Regions from separate parts of the Homo sapiens genome. Here region 1 is linked to region 2. A link is an interaction called in ENCODE POLR2A ChIA-PET data of the cell type or tissue named here. Cell type or tissue: PC-3. All regions are shown on one strand. Links, peaks and the distances in the headings refer to the core of each region. The heading gives the core; the rest is flanking DNA.

Evidence for each region. Peaks named below come from ENCODE experiments on the same cell type or tissue, not always from the same donor. Only the 100,000 strongest peaks of a DNase experiment are listed, where the experiment ranks them.
Region 1: POLR2A ChIA-PET joins it to region 2 with 5 read pairs; 2 of 35 experiments call an interaction of 5 or more read pairs at or near these places.

What each region holds. Positions count from the first base shown.
Region 1 is chr9:6,935,909-6,942,894 of GRCh38, reverse strand. The region is part of intron 8 of KDM4C (lysine demethylase 4C); the gene reads right to left. Among named protein-coding and RNA genes, the nearest start is that of KDM4C, 180 kb to the right of the region's middle. RefSeq lists an enhancer at 2,330-2,830. In PC-3, for the core only: no CTCF peak of the experiment used is centred there; a DNase peak (open chromatin) is centred at 4,244; H3K27ac peaks cover 514 bases.
Region 2 is chr9:7,762,989-7,771,117 of GRCh38, reverse strand. No RefSeq gene overlaps it. Among named protein-coding and RNA genes, the nearest start is that of DMAC1, 33 kb to the left of the region's middle. In PC-3, for the core only: no CTCF peak of the experiment used is centred there; no DNase peak of the experiment used is centred there.

The DNA of each region.
Region 1 (6,986 bases), core at 1,593-6,592, 830 kb after region 2:
GCCGTCTCAAAAAATAATAATAATAAATTTGATCACAGAGGTAACCACTGCTCAGCATTTAAGACTATCCTTTACTCCCCCTATGCTTCCTTCTATATTCCTTGAGTTTTGCTTCATTATATAAAACATCAAGGTAAAACTGTCAAAGGAAAGGCAGATCACTACTACGTGAAAGCCTTAATTTAAGGAAGTACACAATTGTAATAATTACAGAATCCACAGCCCTAAAACAAAGAAAGACTTGCAGTTAGCTCACAAACCCCACAGGAAGAAGTTTCATAACGGAGGGAAAGCACACATGGAACAGCCTATATTGCATTCAAGCCATCCTGGTAGCAGAAGAGCAGTGGCAGCAGTGACATGCCACTACACGTAACATGCAGATGAGCCCTATCTCATATCAAAGAGGCTGCCATCTTCCTCGTCAACACAGTACTGGAAAGAAACAAAACACAAAATTAAAAAAAAAAAAATAGAAAAAATAGAAAAAAGACAAAGAGGCAGCCATTGGCCTCAGTACCTTACAACCTAGATTCCAGGAAGCTTGAGTGACTTCTAGCTTGGAGGATTAAACACACACACACACACACACACACACACACACACACACACTTTGAGGGCTAGAACATGAGAAAGAAATAGATAAGGCTAAAACAGACATAATAAAATAAAAGGGAAAAGGGAGCCAAATACATGGGTAAGTTTAATAAATTACAAGAAACCAGTTTTATCTTAAAGTTATTGCTCTGCTACTTCACCCAAACACAATGCGGTCAAACCCATTATAACAAAGATGAAAGTATACGCTCTACCAATAACTGCTCTACCAATTTATATTGGAACCCTTTTTAAAAGAGCCCTTTTTAAAAGAGTTTCAAATCATCTGAAGTTTTCAAGACAACATGTAAATCCATATGGTTATGTGAAATCTTGTGATACTCAAACACTGGCAATTAATGTAATTCAAATATTTCTAAGACACTGTGAGGCACCACAGGATACAAACACAGACACATATACACACACACAAGAGAGAGAGAGACACAGACACAGAAACATACACACACACTTGCTCACATCTGCAGGCTGGTCATGCCCTACAGACTCCTAGGTACAGATTACTCCCAGGCTTCCGGGTGAATGTGATGTAGATTCAGCTGAGAATGACCGTGGTAAGGAGCGCATGGCCATCTCTGGCTTGGCTGCCACAACGTCAAGCATGAGGGCAGTGGCATAGATCTGACATTAAGCATCTCATCCATTTCCCTCTCACTCTCAGTTCACATGGCTGCATGCATGCCCTGCCCTCCTGGTAACAGTCAGAGGAAAAGCAAAATTAGATCATTGGCCCTGAAATGTAATATGGTTTTTTTTAGTTGTTATGCTTCATTATTCTATCATATGTTCTGATAATTTGTTTTCATTTAATTTAGGATAATGCACACTTGATTCTAAAATATATGCTCTCTGATAAAGTCTAATATACAGCATCTATAAGAAACAAATTTACAAGAAAAGAACAACCCCATTAAAAGTGGGCAAATGTAAACAGACATTTTCCAAAAGACATACATGCAGTGAATAAACATATGAAAAAAAGCCCAACACCCGTAATCCCAGAACTCTGGGAGGCTGAGGCCGGCAGATCACTTGAGGTCAGGAGTTTGAGACCAGCCCAGCCAATGTGGTGAAACCCTATCTCTGCCACAAATACAAAAATTAGCTGGGCATGGTGGCTTGGGAGGCTGAGGCACAAGAATCGCTTGAACCCAAGAGGCAGAGGTTGCAGTGAGCTGAGATTGTGCCACTGCACTCCAACCTGGATGACACGGCAAGACTTTCTCCAAAAAAAAAAAAAAGGAAGAGATGCCTTCCTCTCTCAAGCATGAGGGAATCAGTCTAAACAGGGTGAATATTTTGAGGTTGCATTATTAAGTAAAGAACAAATATTACACAAAGCTCACCCAATGTAGAGCAGCCAAAAAGAATGATACGTTTTTTTCTTGTAAATTTAAGTTTCTTATAGATGCTGTATATTAGACTTTATCAGAGAGCATATATTTTAGAATCAAGGGTACATTATCCTAAATTAAATGAAAATGATAATGAAATAAAGTTCTGGGAAAGGAATATGGTAGTTACATGTCTTATGATATATGGATACTTACGTGCTGTAAAAAATGAATATTCGGTTCAAATACAATGCTAGTGAAATGTAACAAAAATGACAACTTACATATTTAAATGGTGGCTACGTTTTTTTTCCCACTTTCAATAAAATTATGACATCTTAGAGCTGTAATGACTTTCAAGAATATCTCTGCCTTGTGGATGATTTTAAATTTTTAATATTCAAGTAGCAATTTGCACTGTTATTAATCCTTTAGCATATAGATCTTATTTTTATAGAGGTGGATTAAATGAAAGTTGACACAATTCCCGCAAAGATTTTAAAAGCTATACTCATCTTGTTCTCCAAGGTAGTGACAACAGCGGGCAATAATTGTTCACATTTTGAAGCTCTAATAACATGAAAGTCAGGAATGATTGTCTCAGCTAGGCACAGTGGCTCACACCTGTAATCAAGACCAGCCTGGGCAACATGGCAAAACTCCCTCTCTACAAAAAATACAAAAATTAGCTGGTCATGATGGCACATGCCTGTAGTCCCAGCCACCAGGGAGGCTGAGGCAGGAGGATCACTTGAGCCTGGGAAGTAGAGGTTGCAATAGCCAATACTGCACCACTGCACTCCAGCCTGGGTGACAGAGTGGGACCCTGTTGAAAGAAGAAAGAAAGAAAAGAAGGAAAGAAAGAGAGAGAGAGAAGGAGGGAAGGAGGGAAGGAGGGAAGGAAGGAAAGAAGGAAGGAAGGAAGGAAGGAAGGAAGGAAGGAAGGAAGGAAGGAAGGAAGGAAGGTAGGTAGGTAGGTAGGTTGGTTATTGGATTTAAAGCACATGGGGTAAAAGTAAAAATAAAAAGTGGTTTCTACCCACAGGATAAAGCCAACGTTTTTTACTTAGACTTTCAGTTATTTCCTCTGCCAAGAGTAATTCAATATAAATAACATATATAAATGCCAAGAGAGGGACGGAATCACTTGCTGACCACCCACGTGATAATCTTCAAATGTATCCTTACCAAAGTGTTTAACTTTTAAAACAAGGAACCCTATCATTAATTAGAAACAGACTGCTGCCTATTCTTCAATTTTAAAATATCCATTCTAAAGTAACTATGTGATAGCTCTAAGTAACCATAACCACTGTAACAAAGTATAAGTACCTTTAACATCAACACCCAACTCTACATCCAATCATAATCCCAGCATGCTTTAAGGCAGTGGTCCCCATTCTTTCTGGCACCAGGGACTGACAAATCTGGTGTGGGGTGGTTTGGGGATGATTTAAGCATGTTACATTTATTGTGGACTTTATTTCTATTATTATTACACTGTAATATATAATGAAATAATCACACAACTCACCATAATGTAGAATCAGTGGCGGCCCTGAGCTTGTTTTCCTGCAACTAGGCCATGCCCTCACGGGGGGATGGGAGACAGTGACAGATCATCAGGCATTAGATTCTCATGAGGAGCATGCAACCTAGATCCCTCCCATGTGCAGTTCACAACAGGGTTCACACTCTATGAGAATCTAATACCACCGCTGATCTGACAGGAGGTGGAGCTCAGGCAGTAATGCCAGCGATGGGGAGCAGCTGTACCTGCTGCCCTTGCTAGCTCACCTCCTATGGTGCAGCCCAGTTCCTAACAGGCCACTGGAACCTAACCACAAGCAGTCTGTGGCCTGTTAGGAACTGGGCCACACAGCAGGAGATCTGTGGCTCAGGGGTTGGGGACCCCTGCTTTAAGGAATGTTTACAATCTTTAACATCACTGAACTTTGTCTAATAATGTTAGAAACTACAGACAGAACAACAAATATAATACAATGTTGCTTTGAGTAACAGGTCTATGCATTCCTCATAAATGAAACATGAGTAAGTTAACCTCTATGAAAGAACAATAATATTTTATTATTAGTGTATCTGAAAAATAAATATTTATATAAGAAAAAAATTACCATCTTTCTACTCTCCTCAGACTCTTCTCTTTCCAAATATTCCTAAAACCATGATTTGCATAGCAGAAGTAAAAACCATTTGAAGTTACACAACAGAAGACTGACAAACCACTAAGCCACACACAACTCTTCAAAAGGCTCTGCATTGCTGGAGTGATTTGGAATCTTGTGGTTTCCCAAGGGAAGCTATAAAAATCAGGGAGAATGAAAAGAGTGCTGGCTGAAAAACCAAACAGATGGCTTCACCGACTAAAAAGCCAGCTGAGCTTAGAAGATTGTTCCCATTTAGAGTATCTTCCAAAAACAGCTTCATACGGTCGGTTTTCATTTTCCCATTCTTTGCCACTGTTATACTACTATTCCAGAGTTTGGACAGTAGGAGCAAAATATTAGCTTCCTGTAGAGGAGAACAAAAGACTATTTCTTTTCATCCTCCTAAAAAAGTTTAGAACTGAGCTGCACTCTCTGGGTCATCATGAGCCATCCCCTGGAAATGGGGCTTATACCATGGGAATAAGTGTACACAAATATATTTAACAAATACATATTGCACATAACATATAAATATGTTTTATGTTCATCCTATAATATATATCTATATATTAAATATTATATACACATTCATTCACACAAACATGCAAACATTGGCTGGAGGAGGGCAGTGCAGGTGATCTGGAGCATACCTTGCAAATCTAATTAGTACTAAATTATTCTGTCCCATTTATGTGATATATGTTAGCAATTTGTAAAATATTGAAAGTAACTGACAAAATGATTAATTTTAAACATTTATTCTGGCCGGCCACGGTGGCTCATGTCTGTAATCCCAGCACTTTGGGAGGCCAAGGAGGGCAGATCACCTGAGGTCAGGAGTTCGAGACCAGCCTGGCCAACATGGTGAATCCCCATCGCTACCAAAAATTCAAAAATTAGCTGGCCACAGTGGCGCACTCATGTAGTCCCAGCTACTCAGGAGGCTGGGGCAGGAAAATTGCTTGAACCCGGGAGGCAGAGGTTGCAATGAGCCAAGATCATGCCACTGCACTCCAGCCTCGGCGACAGAGCAAGACTCTGTCTGAAAAAATTAAATTAAATTAAATATAAAGCATTTATTCCACAGGAGAGAAGAAAAAAACAGTGTTCCCAGACCTCAGGAAGCAATGTTCTATTATGTAGCTAGTGTTGTGGTGAAGACTCCCAGCCTGCTAGAGCAGCATGTGCACAACAGGTAAGAATGGCTTGTTTGCTATCAAAGAGGTTAATATCCAATAAGATGTAAGATTACAATAAAAACTGTTGTTTAAACACAAAAATACCCTACTATATTACACATAGGAAGAATAAATACTTGGCATTATGCCCAAAACAAAACCTAACTGCAACAAGTAACTCTGCAAGAGAAACACCTTCCTTAGAAGTACCCTACTATATATAACAAGCAGAAGGCTCTGCCATGCACCAATGAACTATTTACCTTTCACCACTGGCTATTTTTAAATTTTAATTTGCTTTTTCTGTCTTCAGAATTTCAAACTTTAAATGTGAATGACAATTCTGCAAGAAAAACGAACAAGGAGAGTAAATTTTTAATTACTCGCTGGGTGAGGCGGCTCACACCTGTAATCCTAGCACTTCGGGAGGTTCTTATGTTAAAAATAAATATTAAAATTTTAATTATCATCTATAAATTGTTTTAGTCTTTCTGATTGACTACAATAACTTACTTGTTTCCTTTCTTGTCATTTCTCTGATAAAAGTGGCAAGAATGTACATAAAATCTACACAATAAAATGGCCAAAATATTATATGTAACTACAGGGATATGGGTCTAGAATCTGTAACTAAAACCAAGTCAATAAAAGAACACATTTAATGAATATTTTCTCAATGCTAAGTTCTAGGCACTGTGCTAAAATCTTTTCATTCCCCTTCCTCTAGCTCTGTAGGGGAGGTCTTATTACCTTAGCTAAGGAAACTAAAGCACAGAGGAGATAAGTTACTTAGCTAAGGGCACATAGTTATTAGGAAGCAAAAATGGGAGTTACCAACAGGTCCCTATTACTCAAAAGCCTGTGCTCTTAACCTACTACACTATGTACCTCCCAAAATATTGTTTTCACAGGAACCTTTCTACAAACTGGCTTCCAGAGAACAGAATAGCCATGGGAAGGCTCATTCTCATTCATCAGAATGATATGGCGTTCAACCTAAACCAGGAAAAGCAAAACTGAAAATGGGCTGAGTGATTTCTCATGGGAAATTTTCACTTTATCTTAAAATAGTATTACCTAATTTACTGGACCATCAAAAGTGACTAAGACTTCACTATATTAAAAAGTGAAAAAATGAAATATTCAATGGCAATAATGTTTTTGTTACCTATAAATGTATATATGCATTCTTTTTTTAGCAAATCAAATATATGTAAAGTAATACTGTTTGTATACATGTATACCCATGCCCACAAATCTCCATGATTTTAGCATATATAATTTTTAAAAATAGACATGCAGTTCTGCATGGGGTAGTATCTTTCTAACATATGTAAAATCACTCATTTAGTAAGCAGTGAAGTTTAAAAACGAAACATACAAACAGCTGGATATCCTGAAATCACAAGATATCTTTTTTTATATTGTTTGTTTATGGAATTTTTTCCCTTCTCTCTAGGATTTGAATAAACTCCATATATTCAAGCTACCTTCTGGCACTACATAATTCTAGTTTCCATTTGAAAGCCAAATAAGTTACAAAAAATTGTTTGTAAAAATTCAAAGCAAAATATGTGAAATATTAAACATAAGTACACTTTTCTGACAATGTAATTCAATAGCTTTTACTAAACAAGAAGATGACATTTTAAAACTCTTACTGTTTATTATTCTTTCATCTACTTTTC
Region 2 (8,129 bases), core at 1,354-6,353:
TGAGTCAAACCTCTAGGTGGTTTCATTTGGACTTTAGAATAAAAGCTACGTTCTGTACATCCCTACCCACCCCCCAATTTTCTCCCCCAACTTCCCTTTTATGCAACTTTCCCTTGTTTGCTTTGCTTTAGTCTCATTGGCTTCCTTTTAGTTTCCAGAGCAAGCCAAGCTTTTTACCTTCCAGAGACTGTGCACATGCTTTTGACAGGGTGTCCTTGTCTTAGCTTTTTTATAAAGCTGACTCCTCATCTTGTAGGCTCAGCTCAAATGTGAACTCTACAGGCAGAACTTTGCTTGCACCTCTAAGTACATTCTCACTGTTTTCTATCCTCACAGCATTTTTGTTAAATTGAAAATACATATTCATTTATTTAGTGATGTGTTTATTAGATTCATTAGGCTGCAAGCTCTGTGAGAGTAGGAATCATGGGACTCTAGCTGCCCTCTGAATACCCAGTACTTAGCCTTGTGCCTGACACATAGAAGTTCAGCCAATGTTTGCAGACTAAATGAATAACTAATTCTTATTGGAAGGATGGTGAAGATGTCCCTAAAACGCACATCAGTCATCCCCACTTTTCCATGTTTGTTTGAATAGCTACAATTCTCTTGCTTTCATGCTCCTGCTAGAAAAATTATAGGTAGCTCCTCATGCAGTTTCCCAGAATTGGAAAAGGAAATGTGCAATGCTTGTAATGCTCACCGTTTGGGTGATTTGCCTTCTATATAGTCCTGCAGCCATGCATTATGGATGGTTCTGTTAAGTAAAAACTGCCAGAGAAATGAATCAGCAAGAGCTGGAAGCGTGCTGCCACCAACCAGACACAGCTGTTTTCCTGGATCTATTCAGTTCTTACTCCCTGGCCACCTAATTCAACCAATCATTTTCTGGAGAGAATAGCACAGTAGTTGGTATAAAATAAGACACAATTTTCTCCCAGAAACAAACAGGATCTGAGTGTTTGAGTTGGATTTTTACTTCACTATAGTTGTTTATTCCAAATCTAGGAGTTACATGCTAACTCTTTTGCCAAAACTCTAGCACAGTAAAGATCTAGAGCTGTTGATTGTTACTGTTTAACAACATGTAATTTTTATAGTCTGCTATCTACTTTCTAGATTCTCTACCAGGATAAGTGAGCTGAGATTGGAGAAAATAGAATGAAAGCCAATATTTGAGTACCTGTTGGTGATAAAGAAATTTGCTAAAAATAGTTACACATTGCTTATTTCACCTTCAGAAGAATATACTGTTGTGCAAATATGATCATTACCATTTTATCCCCATCTTGCTTTGACAAAGCAGAGAATTTAATTAACTCACCCAAAGTCACACAACTAGTCAAAAGCATACCTGGAATTTGAAATCATATCTCTCTTTCTCTGAAACCCAGTTTCTCTGAGAAAAAAGTAAACCACAAATTTATTTGGGATTTTTGATCAACCAACTTGTTCAAATTTTGATCAGGGAGATGCTGGAATTCTGGCCCTGAGTGGTATTTCTGGAACATTTGGGTAGCAGCTGTGAAACATTCATGCCTCTCTTCATCCAGGAATGAAAATAAATCAGGTAAATTTTAATATGGAAGCTAGTTTGAAAAATTATGACATATTTTACCCTTATTTATTCAAGACTTTCTTTCTTTCTGGGTTTTGGAAAAGTGCTGATTTCTCAGGGAGCAGTATTTAACAAATGATTGGCCTAGGAAGAAGAGATTCACAGATGGGGCATCCAGCACAGAGCCATAATGGCAGTGGATCAGTGCACACCGTCCAGACTTAGAAAAAGCTCCACAAACTATTTAAAAAGCTTTCCCATGGATTCACTGTCTGCTACAAATACTTCTTAGCTCCAGTGATCCCCAAACAGCTGCCCAACAGGCCAAACTTTCAACAAATTTCATGGTTCTTATGTCTGATCAGACACCATGTGTCTGATAACATGAAGGAGAGGTGGAAGTGACCTTTCCCCAAGAGAAAATGATGCCAGGCATTAACTCCTATAGACAATGGGTATCCAAAACAGAGGACAGGTGCTTAATTCGGATAGCATTAGGTTCCAGTACCTAGCCAGGTGCTGTGTGTGGTATCCTACCATGGTTACTTAGTTTCTCAGGACTCAGATCTCCCCAACTATGAAATGGGAGTGATGATCATTTCCTACCATTGTGATGAAGAACAGATGGGATGGTGAAGGGAAAGTACCTGGTACAAAAGATACAACACATCTCTGTCCATTCCCTTCCTCCTTCCTACATGGGCAACACTCAGTGCCTTGTACCTTTCATAGTTCCTGCCTGCTCAAGCTCCTTGTTGAGCTTCATGTCCAGTGCTCTGATTATACCATCCCTTTTCATTATCTATTTGAAGAATCTGGCATTGCAAGGGATCCAAAGGTATTTTTAAAACTCAAGTACCACACCCAGACTCCAATTAATATTAGAAGCAGAGAGTGCAGTCTGTGAATTTTGGCAGCTCATCACCTGCATTCTTTGTGTCTCTTCTATATATATATTAAAAAAAAGCTGGAGGCATCATGCTACCTGATTTCAAACTATACTACAAGCCTACCATAACCAAAACAGCATGGTACTGGTACCAAAACAGAGATATAGACCAATGAAACAGAACAGAGCCCTCGGAAATAATACCACACTTCTACAACCATCTGATCTTTGACAAACCTGACAAAAACAAGAAAGGGGAAAGGATTCCCTATCTAATAAATGGTGCTGGGAAACCTGGCTAGCTATATGTAGAAATCAGAAACTGGATCCCTTCCTTACACCTCATACAAAAATTAATTCAAGACGGATTAAATACTTAAATCTTAGACCTAAAACCATAAAAACCCTAGAAGAAAATCTAGGCAATATCATTCAGGACACAGGCATGGGCAAGGACTTCATGTCTAAAACACCAAAAGCAATGGCAACAAAAGCCAAAATTGACAAATGGGATCTAATTAAACTAAAGAGCTTCTGCACAGCAAAAGAAACTACCATCAGAGTGAACAGGCAACCTACAGAATGGGAGAAAAATTTTGCGAACTACTCATCTGACAAAGGGTTAATATCCAGAATCTACAAAGAACTTCAACAAATTTACAAGAAAAAATCAAACAACCCCATCAAAAAGTGGGCAAAGGATATGAACAAACACTTCTCAAAAGAAGACATTTATGCAGCCAACAGAAACATGAAAAAATGCTCAGCATCAATGGCCATCAGATAAATGCAAATCAAAACCACAATGAGATACCATTTCACACCAGTTAGAATGAAAATCATTAAAAAGTCAGGAAACAACAGGTGCTGGAGAGGATGTGGAGAAATAGGAACACTTTTACACTGTTGGTGGGACTGTAAACTACTTCAACCACTGTGGAAAACAGTGTGGCCATTCCTCAAGGATCTAGAACTAGACATACCATTTGACCCAGCCATCCCATTACTGGGTATATACCCAAAGGATTAAAAATCATGCTGCTATAAAGGCACATGCACACGTATGTTTATTGTGGCACTATTCACAATAGCAAAGACTTGGAACCAACCCAAATGTCCATCAATGATAGACTGGATTAAGAAAATATGGCACATATACACCATGGAATACTATGCAGCCATAAAAAGGGATGAGTTCATGTCCTTTTTAGGGACATGGATGAAGCTGGAAACCATCATTCTTAGCAAACTATCGCAAGGACAAAAAAACAAACAGCATGTTCTCACTCATAGGTGGGAATTGAACAATGAGAACACTTGGACACAGGGTGGGAAACATCACACACAGGGGCCTGTTGTGGGGTGGGAGGAAGGGGGGAGGGATAGCATTAGGAGAAATACCTAATGTAAATGACAAGTTAATGGGTGCAGCATACCAACATGGCACATGTTTAACAAACCTGCACTTTGTGCACATGCACCCTAGAACTTAAAGTATATTAAAAAAAAAAAAAGTTTTCAGAAACAAAAAAAAAAGAGAGACTTTTCAAGGCTGAGGATTTGAGCTCCCTCCAGCCCCTAGTTCTCAGAGTTATTAGATCACTGTGGGTCTCATCTCCCTCCTTTCTAATTCTCCTCCAGTCCTGGAGTTCTGAGCTCCCTGCCACCCTCCCAGGAATACACCACCAGGCTGAAGCTATGTCTGTGTGATATGGGAGACCTTTCCAGTTAAGACCAGCAAGGAGCTTCCCCAGACAGAAGGAGGGACAATTGGCTCAATCCAGGATCCTCTCCTGGGTTCTCTGGGCACAGAGATGGGAAGCAACTTGCCTCAGTAATCCATTGCTGGATCATCCATTCTGTGCCTGGTACAATGTAGGCCCTGGGGATTTAACAGTGAACCAGGCAGGGCCCTTATGGAGGGAAACCCTCCAGCACAAGCCACCCACCCTACTTCCCTGCTCTGTCCCGTCACGCACCAGATCTTCACTGCAGCATTGATTTGAGGGCTATCAGCTTAGTTCTTCCCATCTAATCATGGTAAACTATCCTTTGACCCATCCTATTGGCTCCTAACTGGTGGAGTAATTCTTGTTCTCTCAGTGGTGGTTAGTAATAGCTTCCTGACGTGTTTTCCAAGCTGGTTTCCTAAGAGATATACTAGCCTGTTTGTCTAAATAAAACTTAAACAGTGGTTTGAAAACAGCTAAACGTACTTCTATAGAAACGTTTAGGACCTCTGAGAGTAGCATATACTTTTAATCTCTATTATTTTACTTGTAGTGTTTCCCAAACATATTTGATTTGGCCACTTTTTCTGTTATACAGGCATACCTTGGAGGTACTGCAAGTTCAGTTCCAGACCATGGTAATAAAGCAAATAGCCCAATAAAGTGAGACATACGATTTTTTTGGTCTCCTTGTGTGTACTAAAGTTATTTTTACATAATACTGTAGTCTATTAAGTGTGCGTTATCCTAAAATGTGTATATATTAATTTAAAAAACTCTTATTGCTAGAAAATGTTAATGATCATCTGAACCTTCAGTGAGTGGTAATCTCTTTGTTGGTGAAGGATCGTGCTTCCATGCTGACAGCTGCTGGCTGATCAGGGTGGTAGTTGCTAAAGGCTGAGGTGGCTGTGGCAATTTCTTAATATAAGAAAATAACAAAGTTTGCAACATTGATTGACTCCTCCTTTCATGAAAGATTTTTCTGTAGCATGTGATACTGTTTGATAGCATTTTACCTGCAGAACTTCTTTCAAAATTGGACTCAATCCTTTCAAATCCTGTCACTGCTTTATCAACTAAGTTTTTGTAATAATCTAGATCCTTTGTGATAATTTCAAAAATATTCACAGCATCTTCATCACAAGTAAATTTCACCTTGAGAACCCACTTTCTTTCCTCATCCATTCCATCCACAATTCCTTCTCTGTTCAAGTTTTTTTGTTTGTTTGTTTATTTTTGAGATAGAGTCTTGCTCTGTCACCCAGGCTGGAGTGCAGTGGCATGATCTCAGCTCACTGCAACCTCAGCCTTCTGGGTTCAAGCAATTCTCCTGCTTCAGCCTCCTCAGTAGCTGGGATTACAGGCGCATACCACTACACCTGGCTAAGTCTTGCATTTTTAGTAGAGATGGGGTTCCGCCATATTGGCCAGGCTGGTCTCAAACTCCTGACCTTGTTATCCACCCGCCTTGGCCTCCCAAAGTGCTGGGATTACAGGCATAAGCCACCATGCCTGGCCCTCTGTTCAAGTTTTATCATGAGATTGCAGCAATTCAGTCCAATCTTTAGGCTCAACTTCTAATTCTAGTTCTCTTGCTATTTCCACCACATCTGCAGTGTCTTCCTCCACTAAAGCCTTGTACCCCTCAAGTCATTCATGAGGGTCAGAATCAACTTCTTTCAAACTTCTGTTAATGTTGATATTTTGACCTCCTCCTCCCATGAATCAAAAATGTTCTCTCTGGCATCTAGAATGGTGAATCCTTTCCAGAAGGTTTTCAATTTACTTTGCCCAGGTCCACCAGAGGGGTCACTGTCTATGACAGCTATAGCCTTATGCAATGCATTTTTATAATTATAAAACTTGAGAGTTGAAATTACTCTTTGATCTGTGGGCTACAGAATGGATGTTGTGTTAGCAGACATTAAAAAATAAGCCACGTAAATTTCCTTGTCCATCTTCATCAGAGTTCCTGGGTGACCAGGTATACTGTCTATGAGAAAGAATATTTTGAGAGGAATCCTTCTTCCTGAGCAGTAGGTCTCAACAGTAGGCTAAAAATATTTAGTAAACCATGCTGTAAACAGATGTGCTGTCATCCAGGCATTGTTATTCCATTTAAAAAGCACATGCAGCGACTGGATCAGAGTTAGAAAAGAGGGAGATGAGACCCACAGTGATCTAAGAACTCTGAGAACTAGGGGCTGGTAGGAGCTCAGATCCTCAGCCTGGAAAAGTTTCTTACCTTATAGAAGAGGCACAAATGATGCAGGAAGGTGATGAGCTGCCCAAATTCAGACTCAACTTTAGCATAATTCTTAAGGGTCCCAGAATTTTCAGAATTGTAAATGAACATTAGCTTCAACATGTAAACTGAAAAGTATCTGAGACAGGTCTCGATCAATTTAGAAGTTTATTTTTCCATGGATAAGGACATGCCCAGGAAAAAAGAACACAGAACCACAGGAACAATCTATGGTCCATGCCTTTTCCAAAGATGATTTTGAGGGCTTCAATATTTAAAGGGGGAAAGCAGGCTGGAAGGGAAAGAGGTACAGTACAGTTGCATTACTGAATCCATATCTTGTAAGGATTCAGGTAGGCAGAATAGTAAATTATGTAAGTGAACACAGAGTAGCTACCTGTGGCAATATCTGGCCTTTTACCTTTGCCTACCTGCTTAGGAACAAAAGGAAAGGCAGTTACTTGCACGGCTCAGCTTTCAGCTTAATTTTTCCTTTTGGCATAATGAATTGGGGTCTCAAGATTTTATTTTCCTTTCACAATTAAAAAAGTCACCAGCTACATTAGCCCTTAACAAGAGTCAGCCTGTCCCTTGACATCTTAAAGCCGGGTATCAACTTCTCTTTTCTAGCTATGAAAGTCCTAGATGGCATCTTCTTCCAGAAGGCTGTTTTGTTTGTAATGAAAATGTGTTGTTTAGTGTAGCCACCATCATTAATGATCTTGGCTAGATCTTCTGGAAAACTTACAGCTTCTACATCAGTACTTGCTGCTTCACCTTGCATTTTACATTATGGAGATGGTTTCATTCTTTAAATCTTATGAACCCACCTTTGCTGGCTTCAAACTTCATTCTGTAGCTGACTTCTCTTAGCCTTCATAGAGTTGATGAGACTTAGGGCCTTGCTCTGGATTAGGTTTTGTTGTGGCTGGTTTAATCATCTGTCCAGACCACTTAGATTTTCTCCACATCAGCAGTAAGGCTGTTTTGCTTTCTTATTGTACATGTGTTTACTGGAGTTGCACTTTTAATTTCCTTAAATAACTTTTCCTTTTTATTCAAAATTTGGCTAACTCTGGCATAAAAGCCTAACTCAGCTTTTAACGTGCCTTCCTTATTAGTCATTTCTAGCTCTTGATTTAAAGTGAGAGAATGTAAGACTCTTACTTTTTCACTTGAACACTTAGAGGCCATTGTAGCTTATTGTTGTTGTTGTTGTTGTTGTTGAGACAGTCTCATTCTGTCGCCCAGGCTGGAGTGCAGTGGCGCAATCTCAGCTCACTGCAACCTCCACCTCCCGGGTTCAAGCGATTTTCGTGCCTCAGCCTCCTGAGTAGCTGGGATTACAGGAAGGCACCACCATACCTGTCTAATTTTTGTATTTTTAGTAGAGACGGGGTTTCACCATGTTGGCCAGGCTGGTCTCAAACTCCTGACCTCGTGATCTGCCTGCCTCGGCCTCCCAAAGTGCTGGGATTACAGGTATGAGTCACTGTGCCTGACGTTTGTAGGTTATTAATTGGCCTAACTTCATTATTGTTGTGTTTCAGGGGATAGGAAGGTCTGAAGAAACGGAGAGACACAGGGTAATGGCAGGTCAGTGGAGCAGTCAAAATACACACAACCTTGATTGATTACATTCAGCGTCTTGTATGGGCACAATTCATGCTTCCTTGAAACAATTACAGTAGTAACCACAAAGAT